Regions from separate parts of the Mus musculus genome. Here region 2 is linked to region 1. A link is a loop called in an ENCODE intact Hi-C map of the cell type or tissue named here. Cell type or tissue: left cerebral cortex. All regions are shown on one strand.

Evidence for each region. Peaks named below come from ENCODE experiments on the same cell type or tissue, not always from the same donor. Only the 100,000 strongest peaks of a DNase experiment are listed, where the experiment ranks them.
Region 2: a loop joins it to region 1, with 9 times the contacts of the local background. A loop is called at or near these places in 2 of 42 quality-filtered maps.

The regions. Positions count from the first base shown.
Region 1 is chr19:27,689,858-27,697,857 of GRCm38, reverse strand. No RefSeq gene overlaps it. Among named protein-coding and RNA genes, the nearest start is that of Gm35697, 25 kb to the right of the region's middle. In left cerebral cortex, a CTCF peak has its summit at 3,917 (motif pointing right); DNase peaks (open chromatin) are centred at 3,178 and 3,994.
Region 2 is chr19:27,553,714-27,561,713 of GRCm38, reverse strand. No RefSeq gene overlaps it. Among named protein-coding and RNA genes, the nearest start is that of Gm35697, 110 kb to the left of the region's middle. In left cerebral cortex, no CTCF peak of the experiment used is centred here; DNase peaks (open chromatin) are centred at 2,936, 3,321, 4,818, 6,675 and 1 more place; H3K27ac peaks cover 1,800 bases.

The DNA.
Region 1 (8,000 bases):
AAAATATATGTTCTAGTCCCATACAAAGCTAAAGTGTAGCTTTTCCAAAACCTTTGAACTGCAATCACTGTAGTTCTTTATGGAAAGTTATACCTATGAGTGCACACATCAAAAATTAGCAAGACCTCAAACCACACAATGATGCATTTCAAGATGCAAGAACAATCCAAATCTAAAAAGACGTGTTAATAAGTAAAATCAAGACAGAGGCTGATAAAATAAAATAAAGAAAATGCATAGAACATGCCAAGTAATTGGTTTTTTAAAAAGATCAAGTAAAATGAAACAAAACAAAACAAACAAAACAAACCCACCAGACTAACCTTGAGAAGACACACTCTAATAAAATTAGAGGAGGAAAAGGGAAAGATGCCTGCACATTTTAGTGAAATCCTGAAAACATATCCAGGTAATCTAGAAAATCCAGAAGAAATTGTTCAATTTCTAGATAAACATGACCTATAGGAATTAAATCAAGAGTATGTGAGCAGTTTAATAAAAAAAAAAAATTAACAGTCATTGAGATGGAAGCAATAATTAGAAGTCTTCCACAAATTACAATGCCTAGAACTGGAAAGATCCACAGCTGTGTTCTACTGGGCCCTTAAGGAGCAGGCACCAACACTCCTCAGAGTTTCCCACAGATAGAGAGGGAAGGAACAGAATCGGCCATTCTATGAATGCTGCGTAACCCTTAGGCTCAAATGTTGCAAAAGTCCAAAGTTCCTCAGAGAAGTTCAGGCAAAGTGAGTTAGAGATGTGAAGAGTTTGATACAGCATTGATCAAGTTGGTTTTATTCCAAGCACGTAATGATGGTTCAGGGTATACAACTCAATATGTGTACTACAATGTATAAGTAGACATAAGAATAGAAATCACATGATCATCTCAATCCATGTATAAAACAGTTTTGTCAAAGACCAATAATCCTGTCTGATAAAAAAAAAAAAAACCTGAAAAACTAGGAACAGAAAGAACACGCCCACAATGGAGCGCTTCCTGTTATAGCTTGAATAAGGCAAAGCCCCACTCTCTCCCCTCAATATGTCCCTTAAAACCTTACCCAGAGCAGTAAAATGAGAGAAGGATGAAGAAGATAAGGGAGCAAAATAAGCCAAATTATTCCTTGTTGTACACAACATAGTCCTGCTCTTGAGCAACCATTATGACTCTGCCAGTCATCTCTTGGACTGGATAAACATTTCTAGTAAACTACCAATTTACAAAATCATCATGAAAACCAACAAGACACACCAACTTCTCAACATAGAAATAACAGAAATGAGAAATTTGCTGACTTAGTGAGTCATAAAAATCCCATAACGGCTATGACAGTTGTTTTAAAACAAACAAACAAGCAAACAGACAAACAAAAAACAAAATCTCTAGGAATAAAGCTAACCAAGGAGGATTTCTACTTTAAAACTATGCATCCCTGAAGAAAGAAGGTGAAGATACTAGAAGATGACAGGTGATGGGTTTGAAATAGTGAAACTGGCTGTGATGGCAAAAGTGATCTACGTTTGCAGCACAGTCCCAATGAAATTCTAACAATGTCTTGTACAAAACTAGAAAAAAAATACTAATATTTATTGGCAAGGACAAAATACCTTCGATAGTCAAAGCAACGCTTAGCAGATACAACAATATTGGAAATATCACAGAGGAAAATTTCTGACCTCAAATTACATCACAGAGCCATAGAGGTAAAGCCAACATGAAGGCAAATAGAATAGAACGGCGGAGCCAGCAGTAATCCCACCCAAGATACAGACACCTAACTTCTGACGAAAGTGTCAAAGTAGCTTGGAGGAGAAGACAGCTTGTAGTAAAGGCTTCTGGGAAAACTGGATCTCCCCATGTCGATGAATGAAATCAGATCCGTGTCTCTCACTCTACAAAAATCTCAATTTGGAATGGATCAAACGGACACTGAACCTGCTAGAGGCAAACATAGTGGAAGTGTTTCATGATGTAAGCATAGGCAAGGAAGAAGTCCAACACAACCAGAAACAATCCCCAAAATAATAAATGTGATTGTATGAAGTTAAAAAAAAACTTCAGCACAGCAAGAGATTTAATCACCAGAGTGAGCAGACAGCCTATAGAATGGGAAATAGCCTTGTCAACTACACTGGATTGGGTACTAACATACATACATATATATGTATGTATGGATTGGGTACTAACATACATACATGTATATATATGTGTGTGTGTATAATTGCAAATCTGTAGAAGTAAGTTTTATTTGCCTAATGTAATTGTCATCTCAGAGGGCTAATGATGAATAAGCTCACCCTTTCTAGCTTTTTCTGAACTCTGGCTGGCTGCTTCAACTCAGCTTTCCTGGCTCCAACTCCTCTCCAAGATGACTGATTCAAACTGGCTTCTTTCGGCTTCTGACTGAAATGTTCCGCTTGGCCTCAAGCTAACTCTAGCAATCTATTCTAGTATTCTGGGCTCATTCTCATTCTTTGGCTTATTGTGTCTTCTTCACCTGTGTCTAGCTGATTCTCTCTGCAACCTGTCTCTGTAAAATTCTCCTTCTATCTGCCTCAGAACTTCATGAACTGAACTGCCATGAATTCCACTCCACTTCACTGCTTTCTCAGCTCAGTGACTCAACCGAACTGCCTGATTAGAACTCAGAGATTTGCAAGTCTCTTGTCTCCTGAGTTCTGGGATTAAAGGCATGTACCACCATGCCTGGACCTAAGCTTCTCTTTACCTAAAACTTTCTCTGTATCAGGCTGGCCTTGAACTCAGATATCGGCTTGACTCTGTCTCTTGGGATTAAAGTCATGTCTGTATTCTAGCAAATCACACAAGCCTATAAAGTCTTTGGATGTGATCTCTTGCCAGAGCAGCCATGTTGCTGGAATAAAATTCCTCTACACAAATCCAAACAACAATATCAGCTCCTCTAGTTAAGAAACACAAATAGCCAACAGTTCTTCAGAAAGTGTTCAGTGTCTTTGAAGTCTGGGGAAATGCCTGTGAATGGTGTTAAGTGACATGGTTTGGATTGGTCCAAACACCCACTCCCAGGCTTTGTAAGGCTATTCTTGTTGAGTTGGTATGTCAGCTGGCAAACCCTCCCGTGATGCCTCTTCTGGTGTTGCCACAGACCCAACAAAAGACTTGTGTTGAATGGTACATTCTTAGATTAGCCATGCAGGCTGTGCTGTTAGAACAGAACAACAGAGAGTCGGGTGGTGGCAGAGGCAGCTGTGTGGCCACAGTGACTGATTTACACAGGCTGGGAAGGAGTGTGGGCAGCAGGAGCGGGGCGGTGGACATAAAGAAATAGCAGGAGAGTTGAAATGGAAGAATTAAAGCTGCAAGGAGCCAGAAACAAGAAACTGCAGGCCTTGGTGTCCAGAAACTGCTGTGAATTGGGGTTGATGCGTGGCTGGCAACTTTGCCTCCTGGTGCCAGGCATTCCTTACGCCCTTGTTTCTGGATGAGTTTTAAAGAAGTGTCAACGCCTTGAGGCCAAGAGTCTGAGACACCTGGCCAAGAGCTATAACACTGCGTGGCTTTAATAGGTAAGGAATCCTGAAACTGTAGACCTACACAAAATCTCTAACACAGCTAGCTGTCACAGAATCCCAACAGTAAGCAAGACCAGCTTGCAATGTTAGCTACAACCAAGACCCAGGAATACCCCTAGAATTGAGCCCAGTGGTTCTCAACCTTCCTCAGGCTGTAACCTTTTAATAGAGTTGCTTATGTTGTGGTGAACCCCTCACCCCCATTCCCAACCATAAAATTACTTTCGTGGCTACTTCATAATTGTAATTTTGCTATTGTTATGAATCATAGTATAAATAGCTGATTAAAAAGGGGTTGCGACCCAGAAACTGAGAAACTGGTTTAACTCATGTAGCCGTGCCTGGGGATCCTGATACCTGTAACCTGCATCAGGACTGTAACACTAGGGGGCGCTGCTTACTGCTACTTCTACCCACCCAAGGCCTCTGCTGGCTGCTACCAGACATAGGGGTGGTGGGAACAGAAGCCGCCAGCGGACAGTGACTATCAGCTGGGTAGCATTCTAAATATTCTCCTACCTGCTCAATGAATTGTGAGTTTCCTCATCAGCTCTCAACCGTGTGTGTGATCTCTAATTTCCTCAAGACTTTTGGCATGTTATTTGTCCTACCCAGCCTAAAGCATTTTGCTACAATGTGTGAAGAAATGACTACCTTACAAATAAGTACTCAAGGGGGGTGGAGGTGGGGCTAACATGGCTCTAGGGCTCCGTCTCCACTCTTTGGAGCTTGCTGCTTTCTGGAAATCGGGGCAGTGGGTCCTAGATGTTTTGGGGATCTTGGACTCTGTACCCATTCCTTTCATCTGGGACCTGGCTGTGCCTGGCCTGTGCTGAGCATCGACCTGAAGACGTGAAGACTCTCAAGGCAGTCAGCTATGGCAGTCACAGGTTTATTTATTCCACCTCACTATTATTTGGTAAATGATAAACCAATTCATTTTTCTTCTAAGTAGGAACGTTCTCCAATCTTGTAACCCCAGTACCTTGCTTGCTGTGCGTAGGGATTGGCAATTCTCTCTCTTTCTGAGATTTATTTCTGTTTCTTTAATATACGTGTATGTGTGTGAGTCTATTGAATGGATAATAGGTGTGGGGGCGCCCACGGTAGTCAGAGGCATGGTGTCTCTTGGAGCTGGAATGACAGGTGGTTGTAAGCCACCTGACCTGGGTGCTGGGAACCAAACCTCACTTCTTTCCAAGAACAGCAGGTGCTCTTAGCCACTGGACCATTCTCCAGTCCCACAGTGGCCTTTCTCTAAACAGAAAGATAAATCATGATATTAATGGGAACACATAGGCTAGGGTCGAGCTGGCCCTTTCATTTCTTAAGTTATTCTTCACTTGGCTTTTCCCAAAGACTAGCCTTGAAAACTGTTATTATCTTTTAAAAAGACACCTTAAGCATTCTTATTCAAGATGCCCTTCATAATTCAAAAAGAATTCTAGTGTTCTACCTTGAGTCAATCAAAATTTGCAAGTGCTATTTCCTTTTTGCCTGAAGAGCTTCGGCAATGCAGGTAGCCTGACGATGGTGGTCTCTGTCAGTGAGAAAAAAATAAAATGCTGTCATACACTTTCATTTCGAAATATATTTTTATTGGTCCTATGAGCATGTAAGTACTCGGGGACACATTTGTCATGTGTTCTGTGTAAGAGGCTACACTGTCTCTACAGCATCCTCTGGACTCAGAGTTTGAGGTGAGGAACCTGCTATATTCTGTTCTGTGCTTCACCCTCTAATCCCTCTTCACAAATGTTATCTTTAATTTAAAAGACGGTATTTATATGCAGGTGTGTGTCTCTGTGAATATGTGCCACATGTGTGCTTATGGAGGTCAGAGAAGGAGGATAGATCGTCCTCGGCTAGAGTTACAGGCATTTGTGTTCTTCCTGACTTGTGTGCTGGAACCTCAGGTCCTCTCCTAGAGCAGGAAATGTTCTTAAGTGTTGAGCCCTATCTCTAGCCCCATAGTTGTTTTGTAGGGGTATTTTCTTGTCAGTTTGGTTTTAATATGCTTAAGTGTGTTAATGTATGTTTAATTTTTTCCAAGACCCTTTTGAACATATTGGATTAGTGAGAGAATTACAGTCTTTTCAAATATGTCGTGGGGACTTTGCCTCCTTGTTTTCTTCTTTGAACTCTGTGCATGGGCTAAGAGGTTCAATGCACTCCGCTCTTGGATGCCCTGTTGTATTTTCTCCCCCAGCCTCCGTGCTTTTTGAGTTTGTATTTGAATGTAATGCCTATTGATAGACACACTTGGTGATTCTTTTCAGGCCTCTGCTTGGTCATCCCCCAGGTGGCACCTCACAATAGCTCGAGTTTGATTTCTCTGCTTTTCAATGGAAGCTATAATGTTTCTGTCACTGTAACCTAGAAGGATGCGGCTGTAGTCCCCATGTCTGATCTGTTGTGCCTGGTGCTTTTGTGCCTGCACATAGGTTATTTGTCTGTCTCTGCACATTGTGTGTACATGTGTGTAACTAAGAATATCCGAGTTTGCCTGCAGATGAAGGCTAGATCTTTATCTTGCACAATTGTTTTTCCATTTTTATTTTATTTTTTTTAAGACAGAGTCTCTCACTGTTCCTGGAACTCACCAACTAGCTGGACGGGTTGTCAGCGAGCCCTGTGATCCTCTTGTCTCTGCCTCTCCAGTGTTGAGATTGCAGTTATATACCATCAAGCCTTTTTATATGGATTCTGGCTATCTGAACTCAGGAGCCCAGGCTTGTACTTTACCAAAGGAAATGTCTCTGCAGCCCTCAAATGGGGGGTCATCTTGTTTGATCTTCCTGCTTTCTGTGTCTCATGCCTGTGCCACAGAGGACATCGCTTTCAACGGCTGTTGCTTACTGCTCTTTGCAGTGGTATAGAGTGGGCTGAAGAGGGGTGGATTTGTAGTATTCCTGCTTCAGTCTCACACTTTGTAGGTCTGTGCTCCAGTGACAGGACTCAGGGAGCACTCCTTCTTTTGTACCAGGGCCAGACAATTTTACCATCTGCTCAGTCCATATCTCACCGGTGTCAGCATTGTGTCTTCCTTCACCACAGTCTAACTGGTGGACTTTGTTAATGCGTGATCTTCTGCATATGAGAGTCCCCCAGCACCAGTGGTCTTTTGCTTTAGCCACGGCATAGGCTTCCTCCTCCCCTCCCGGTGGCACACAGTTTTCTTTAACATCAAGGTAGTAGCAGATAACCTGCCTTGGCCCTTTCCTGGCCCTTTCCCCAGGTATTGACATCCCTTCCATCAAAGGCATTTCTTCCTCTGCTCTCCTCTGGGCTGATGGCTTTTACTCCACATCTGGGATGCAGATGGAGTTGTGTTTGTTTGGGTCACACGCTGGGCTCAGGCCAAATCACCTTGGCTCTCTCACTCTCACGTGAACCGTGAGTGGTGTTCCTGGTGTCATAGCGCCTTGCTCCTCTTCCTCAGATACAGCCGAATGGAACTCTGGAAAAAAGCCGTTGAGGGGGGTAAGGATACCATCTATGTATGGTGCTCTGCTCTGATGGAGTCTCAGCTGTCAATCAGCATGGTTCACCTTCAGTCTTTAAAATTCCATTATTTTCTCTTCATGCATTTAAGGTTGCCATCTGGTTCTGCAATGGTCATTCAAGAGTTAAACAGTTTGTGCCTTCCATCTCTCCTCAGAAGACGTTGTTATCTTTTGAAATCCAGTTTGCCTGGTTCACCTGTAATGTCAATGGTCTAAATATATTGTCTTAGTCAGGGTTGTCTGGAGGAGCAAAATCAATGGAATGAATGTATATAAGAATTTAAGTTAGCTTTGAAAATAATAGCAACAACTAAAGCAGACCCTACGAGCTGAGAATCCCATAGTTTCTCAGTCCTGGAAGTCCAGACGTTCAAGGATGTTTTGTGCTCTATACATGATTTATATACCTATAAGTGCAATGCGGCTATAGGGATGTTCTTCTGAGTGCTTTTGCTTGGTAAATTCAGAAACTGTAGTTTATTCAATTTATCCCTTGTTTGTTAATAGCGTCTTCATTGGGAAAAATTAGATGTGCTAAGTTACTTTAACCTGAGAAGATATTGTTTCCATCAACATTCAGAGAATCTCAATATTTACTCCTGGGTACTCCCTGGTGGTAGCATTTTTAAAGTAACTGACAGTATTTATTAATAAATTATCTGATAGTACTTCAAGGAACCAAAGGAATGCTGCAACAGAGATACTAGATCTGATTCACCCACACACACAACAGCAATCAGTCCTCTTAGAGACAAATAAATATTGCTACATTAAAGAAAGTTAAAGGGGAAAAAATCACCAAGTCGCCTCTAAACAAGAAGCGTTTCTGCGAAAAGTTAGTCAGCTCTGATTCTTCGCTGCAGATCTCCTTGTGTTCTCCTCTTGTGCTGAGTTTATGGAGAGTTCAGAAGGCATGAAGCAGACATCACATTAAAC
Region 2 (8,000 bases), 140 kb after region 1:
GGATCTGTCACTGAGCAGGTTTCCAAGGAAACAGATCATAGTGTAGATCTGTTTGCAGGGAGTTTAGTAGGGAAAGCTTTCTGCTTTCTCCTATGGATGTGAAGTCACATTTAGGTGGCCTTGGGAAGAGTTAAACTACTATAGAGCTGTACTAAAGGCTCAGCTCGAGCAACAGAGACTGTTCAAGATGGGCTAGCCCTTAGATTCAAAGCAATCCCCATCAAAATTCCAACTCAATTCTTCAACGAATTAGAAAGGGCAATCTGCAAATTTATCTGGAACAACAAAAAACCTAGGATAGCAAAAACTCTTCTCAAGGATAAAAGAACCTCTGGTGGAATCACCATGCCTGACCTAAAGCTGTACTACAGAGCAATTGTGATAAAAACTGCATGGTACTAGTATAGCAACAGACAAGTAGACCAATGGAATAGAATTGAAGACCCAGAAATGAACCCACACACCTATGGTCACTTGATCTTTGACAAGGGAGCAAAAACCATCCAGTGGGAAAAAGACAGCATTTTCAACAAATGATGCTGGCACAACTGGCAGTTATCATGTACAAGAATTCAAATTGATCCATTCCTATCTCCTTGTACTAAGGTCAAATCTAAGTGGATCAAGGAACTTCACATAAAACCAGAGACACTGAAACTTATAGAGGAGAAAGTGGGGAAAAGCCTTGAAGATATGGGCACAGAGGAAAAATTCCTGAATAGAACAGTAATGGCTTGTGCTGTAAGATCGAGGATTGACAAATGGGACCTCATGAAACTGCACAGCTTCTGTAAGGCAAAAGACACCGTCAATAAGACAAAAAGACCACCAACAGATTGGGAAAGGATCTTTACCTATCCTAAAACAGATAGGGGACTAATATCCAACATATATAAAGAACTCAAGAAGGTGGACTCCAGAAAATCAAATAACCCCATTAAAAATGGGGCTCAGAGCTAAACAAAGAATTCTCACCTGAGGAATACCGAATGGCTGAGGAGCAACTGAAAAAATGTTCAGCATCCTTAATCATCAGGGGAATGCAAATCAAAACAACCCCGAGATTCCACCTCACACCAGTCAGAATGGCTAAGATCAAAAATTCAAGTGACAGCAGATGCTGGTGAGGATGTGGAGAAAGAGGAACACTCCTCCATTGTTGGTGGGACTGCAAGCTTGTACAACCACTTTGGAAATCAGTCTGGCGGTTCCTCAGAAAATTGGACATAGTACTACTGGAGGATCCCGCAATACCTCTCCTGGGCATATATCCAGAAGATGTTCCAACCGGTAAGAAGGACACATGCTCCACTATGTTTAAGGCAGCCTTATTTATAATAGCCAGAAGCTGGAAAGATGCCCCTCAACAGAGGAATGGATACAGAAAATGTGGTACATTTACACAATGGAGTACTACTCAGCTATTACAAAGAATGAATTTATGAAATTCCTAGGCAAATGGATGGACCTGGAGGGCATCATCCTGAGTAAGATAACCCAGTCACAAAAGAACTCATACAATATGTACTCACTGATAAGTGGATATTAGCCCAGAAACTTAGAATACCTAAGATATAAGATACAGTTTGCAAAACACATGAAACTCAAGAAGAATGAAGACCAGAATGTGGACACTTTGCCCCTTCTTAGAATTGGGAACAAAACACCCATGGAAGGAGTTACAGAGACAAAGTTTGGAGCTGAGACGAAAGGATGGATCATCTAGAGACTGCCATATCCGGGGATCCATCCCATAATCAGCATCCAAACACTGACACCACTGCATACACTAGTAAGATTTTGCTGAAAGGACCCTGATATAGCTGTCTCTTGTGAGACTATGCTGGGGCCTAGCAAACACAGAAGTGGATGCTCACAGTCAGCTATTGGATGGATCACAGGGCCCCCAATGGAGGAGCTAGAGAAAGTACCCAAGGAGCTAAAGGAATCTCAACCCTATAGGTGGAACAACAATATGAACTAACCAGTATCCCTCCCCCCGCCTCCCCGCCCCCCGGAGCTCGTGTCTCTAGCTGCATATGAATCAGAAGATGGCCTGGTTGGCCATCAGTGGAAAGAGAGGCCCATTGGTCTTGCAAACTTTATATGCCTCCGTACAGGGGAATACCAGGGCCAAGAAGTGGGAGTGGGTGGGTAGGAGAGTCGGGTGCAGGGAGGGTTTGGGGGACTTTTGGGATAGCAGTGGAAATGTAAATGAAGAAAATACCTAATTAAAAAAAAAGATTAAAAAAAAAAGAAAATGTAACATTAAAAAAAAAAAAAAAGATGGGCTAGCCCTGTTTTAAGAGTTGAACTATCTAGAGGTCAGTGGCTTTTATTATACACTTATGATTGTGTGTTCAGAGGGGATATGAATAAGTAAGGTGGTCCTTTTGGTATGAAGACAATTCCTACCTAGAGAATAGCTCAGCTATGAACCATCACCTTTCTTTGTCCTCAGCTGCTGAACAGTGAGTGCCTCCATCCTGATAGAAAGACCTGTGTGGTCCACCACAGTATATGCTGTAAGACCAAGATCCAGGATTCCAGTTTGGGGCTGCAAAAAAGAATGTGGTGGTAGATACCTGAAATATCAGATCAAAAATTGGGAGTCCATACGACGGACAAATGGATGTTGTCAAAACCTCAGCAGAAGTTACAGGATAATTCAGATCATCTTTTCCTGAGCCAAAGCTTTTAGAAACTGGGTATGTTACCTGACTGGGTGTGTTCTGTATGTTCTTTGTCCCATGGAAACACATGGCTTATAAAAGATGCATTCCTTCTTTTTCCCAGCAGGGAATGCAGTTGGTTGACAAAGAAGTGGAGTTTTCAATACAAGACAGTGAGGGCAAATGCACAGGTATGTGTAGTTGCATGGTCCAGCTGGAATTTCTATGCCAGTGCAGAGGAATTTCTTTGAGCTAGACTGGTTAAGGGAAAACTTAGAGAAGAAATGTGACAGAAATTGGTTGCTGAAGGATCAGAATTGGTAGACTTTTACTCTCTATCTTCTCACATCCTACTCTCACAAAAAAAGATTTTTAAATTCCTTTAGGTTCCCTTAGGATTCCTCATCTTAAATATGTTGATTGTCTTCTCATATATGCTTTAAAAGCCAATTATTGGAAAGTCACTTCTAATTTTTAATCCTGAATACTAAAAATGCACACCCCCTGAGATTTCCCTACGTGAATCTATCCTGACTTCACCTCTTTGGTTTCAGAATTTTTTTTTTTTTCTCCAGTAACTTCAGTGTCTCCAGTTGCTAGCTTCTATTTCTTCCTCATTCTCCCACGGGCTCCGAATGCATGAGTCACAGAATTCTGTCCAGCCTGTCAACACTTCTCATCCTTGCACTGACAACAGAGTTAAAGGGTGGCAATAAGGAATCTGTTAAGGAAACAATACCAAGCATTTGCATAGCTGAAGTTTTACACTTTAGAAAACTAGACTTAGGAAGCTCTTAGAGTAGATGACACCAGGACCATGTTATAGAACCTCAGTGTTGGATCAGGAAGCTAGAAAGTCACCTGAGAGTGAGACTGCATGGGGTGTTATAGCCCTGAACTTACACTTTCACGACCATACACAGTGAAAGTGTATGGGTTTCTTGTTGCTGATACTATTAAAACAAATCTGTAGAAATTATTAGGTGTTTAGAACAATTCAGATATATTACTTTATAGGTTAGGGGTCACAAATCTAAAACGGTCTTGCAAGGCTAAAGCATTGTTTGTGTCCTTCCTCAAGACTTTAGGGGAGAATCCATCCCCTGGAGATGTGTTGCCTTGGCTTCTGCTCTAGTTGTTACATCTCCTTCCTTGACTCAGACTCCCTGCCTTTCTGTTAGATGGATTCTTGTGGTCATGATGGATCACATTGTGATTGTGAACCCATGAGGATTGTGTAATCCCATGTATTCCCACCTCCCTGCCCCCCACTTTCAAGATCCATAGCATATTATATCTGAAAGCCCCCTTGTTATATAAGCCACCATGTAGAAGGCTTCAGTGGTTAGATTGAGACATCTTTCAAAAGCCATTATTCTGCCTTTCACACGAGATACCTAACCTTTGTCTTCATTGTCATCTGCATCAGTGAAGTGACAGATAATAGTCCCCCATAAGAGTATTTTGAATTTGGTAAGAAACAACCACATAAATAGCACCATGGTGCCTGGTATTCCCCAGCCAGTGTTATTGCCATGGTGGCCACCATCAGTGACATTGGAGCTGAGCAACATGGAGCAGGGCTTCACCAAAAATGACCTTTCAAAGATGCCCCAAGGAGGCCATTTGGAGAGTGAAGAAGAGACGAGAGAAGAGAACTGAAGCAGCAGCAAGCCTGCTTCCCTGAAGCCCTATGTTGGGGCCTTTGCCCTATGTGAGCGTTTCTAAATTAACTCACTGGGCTTCTGTATCAACATGTGCACGGTTTAAAAAAGCCAAGAGTCTGGAGACCAAGATCACCTTTTGAACTGAGACCTGGTTTCCCTAGTTGATGGCAGGCCTTAGAGATGTTAAGGACTGTGTGCTGATCTGCGGTGGTCTTTCCTCTTCTAAGGGCCTGCGTGTTCTCCAGGTTCATGTGTTGGGACTGAAGTGCCACTGTGGTGACTTGAGCAGCTCTGAGGGGGTGAAAGCATGGATGCCAGACTAGAGTCGGGGCTGAGAGACACTAGCTGAAGCCCTTCCTACACACTCCTTTTGTTCCTCCGATGTAGGAGGACAGTGACTGTCCCTCCTGCACTCTCTATACCTCATGTGAAGTAAGGACACCAGTGATACCATCTCTGAGCAATTGGCTCATACCAGAAACTTAGTGAAGGGCTTTTGTAGCTGAAACTTCTCAGCCTCCAGGACCGTAGGAGGTAGATTTTTTAATTCTATAAATGTCCCAGACTCAGGCAGTTTGTTTTAGCGGCACAGACTAAGATAACTCTCCTACAGTCTGTGTCATCTTAATAGTAAAATCTTATTTCTTGTGGATATGCTTTTCAGGGTACTTTGCAGCTTCTGAAATGTACTTACATCAGCTTCAGCCCTCTCTCTCAGCCTCTCTCTTCCACCATCTTCTTGGAGATTTCCCTCCGTGTGTTACTTTGCTGCTGAAGGGCCCCATTTAAGGGGCAGTTTGATTCTGAACATTTGAGGAAGGGAAGCAACCTGTTGGGGGAAATTCGTGGCTAATCTGAAGCATTTTCCGAGCACAACAGCTGCACATTTTAGCACAGTTGTGATTAGACCCCACGTGTTCTTGGCAAGAGCCAGAGACAGGAGGACACTCTGTCATTTCAATTCACCAGATGAACACCGGGCCACAGAGCTCTCGCCAGACCTGAAACCAAAATGTGTGGGGGTGGGTGGTTGATTGTTTGCTACTAATAGCTTCTTGGAGCCCCTATCCCTAGCAACAAAAGCGTGACTCCCCAGATTTACCTCTGAGAGAGAGAGAGAGAGAGAGAGAGAGAGAGAGAGAGAGAGAGAGAGAGAGAGAGAGACTGGGGTCTCACTGGGTAGGAGGTACCAGAAAAACAAGATCTGTGAGTTCAGCTATACAAGGCTCCTCAAGTGCAAACAGCCCAGCTGTTGGAAGAGCAAAATCAGCTTAGTCAACAGGTTACTTCTCTGCACAAAAAGAAGCAATCGCTCTGAGCCTGACTTTCCCTAGAACTGATGACCCCGCCTTTGCCGTGGGCTAATGGCCTGGCCTTCATGAAGCCTCAGATTGGCGGTCAATCTTCCTCTTTCATCTCCTGGAGCCCAGGAAATGATCAGTGCCCTGGCACCTGGGTTACTTTTTAATGATCTGAAAGACCACAAGGAGCCGTCATTTCTTTTGTGCGGTTTCTCATTCAGCAACCTAATAGCTACCAAAGAGAGATTTTCTTGAAAAGAAAAACTGCCTGCTCCTCTTGGGCGCCTATGATTAAACCCTCACACTGCGCATATTACCGGACATCGGACCTGCATGAGGCCGGCTGACTGCCGGGGAGTCTTGGTATCTGCACTCTGGCTTTCCTGCCAACAAGCCGTGAAATAACGGATGAGTGTACCGAAACTTCACTGTGAATAGAGGAGAGTAACCAAGAAGTTGCTGGGGCCCAGGGGTTCCTGTGTCAGTCCTAGAGGGGAAACCAAGTTTTTCTGTAGGTTACTCTGCTTGTACTCTGATCATGGTAAAACCAACGCCACCATAAATACCACAATGGGGTGGAGACCTATTGTCCATCTCCCCTAGCAGTCACTGACAATCGCAACTTACAGCAACCAAAGACAGAAGGAAGCAGAATAACTTTTTTTCTCATTTCCATAGCTCTTAAAAGAAATACAACGTTAAAATATCTGTAATGCAGAGTATTTTTAAAAAGGCAACTTTGTAATGGTTACAGTGCAGGCAGGCATTGATGGCATTGATGGCATTGATGGCAGGATGGTAGTCAACTCTGTATGCACAGTCAACTCTGGGCCGTGTAGTGCAAGCGATGGTTTAGAGCTGTTCTATCAGGACACAGAAACTATTTACTTGGGAAATTTTAGGTGTATAGCTATGTTCACACTCTATGTTTGTTAGAAGCAGGCCCAAGTTAAAGTATAAGATGCTACCACTTGCCCACAGATAGCTAACATGTTTGAGACTGACAGCCAGCGAGTAGGCAGGCGCTGAGCCAGCGTGCCCTCCCACTGCTGGTAGAAATGGAAAATGAAAAGATAGAACTCTCCAACAGCTTCTTAAAGTTCAGCATAAGCTTTCCCCAAGACCCACCAACTCTACAGGATTCAGTAAGAGAAAAGGAAAGAGATACCCAGAACAGGAGTCCTGCCTGAGATCTGGGAGACAATGGAGATAGCCCTCAGCAACTGAAATGATAAGTCAGATATAGGGAATCTAGACACCGGAATGTTGGTGAGCCATGGGAGCGAGCAAACTACTCACATACGCAACAGTACCAAGACCCACTGTGTTGGCAGACGACGCCCTAGGTGTGTGCTTTAGTTGTTTTTCCATTGCTGTAATAGAACACCGTGACCAAGGCAACTTACAGAAGAAAGAGTTTATTTGGCCTTGAGGTTCCCAAGGCTTAGAGTCCGTGATTGTGGTGTGGAGGCACGGTAGCAAGCACAGGGAGCCGAAAGCTCACATCTTACACTACAAGCACATAGCAGAGAGAACAAACTGAACATAAATAAGACTTGAAGCTCCTCGGTGATATAATTCCTCCAGCAAGGTTACCCCCCTCCTAAACTTCCCCAAGCGGTGCAACCAAGTGCTCAAATGTCTGAGACTGCAGGGGACATTTCTCATTTAAGCCACCAGAGTATGCTTTAATGTAAAATTCGAAATCAAGCAAAACTATTGTAGTGTAAACAAAAGTTCAGTAGTTTCTTGTTGGGGGTGTGGCAGATGGAGACAGCTGCAAATAAAATCATGAAGGGAAGTTAAGAGTGATAGTTTCTGCATCTTGGCTGTGTTGGCAACATGGATACATGCGTTGATTAAGACACATCAGACTAAATGCTTAGACTCAGATTTCTTCCCTGCATGTATAGGATGCCTTGATAATATGATTTAAAAATGAATAAACGTTTAGTCAGAACTGTCTAAAGAGATATGTGCAACAATATTAAAGAAGAAAGGAATGAAGGAACGAAGGAAGGAGGGAGGGAAGGAGAAAGCAAGGAAAAAAGGAAGGAAGGAAGAAAGGAAGGAAGGAAAGAAGGAAGGGAAGGGAAGGGAAGGGAAGGGAAGGGAAGGGAAGGGAAGGGAAGGGAAGGGAAGGGAAGGGCAGATGTGTGTGTGGGGGGGTACACTTTTAATCCCAGCACTTGGAGGCAGACACATGTGGATCTCTGTGAGTTCAAAGCAAGCCTGGTATACAAAGGGAGTTCCAGCCAAGGCTACAGAATAAAACCCTGTTTCAAAAGAGAAAATAAAGAAAGAGAGAGAGAGAGAAAGAAAGAAAAAAGAAGGAAGAAAGGAAGGAAAGAAGGAAGGAA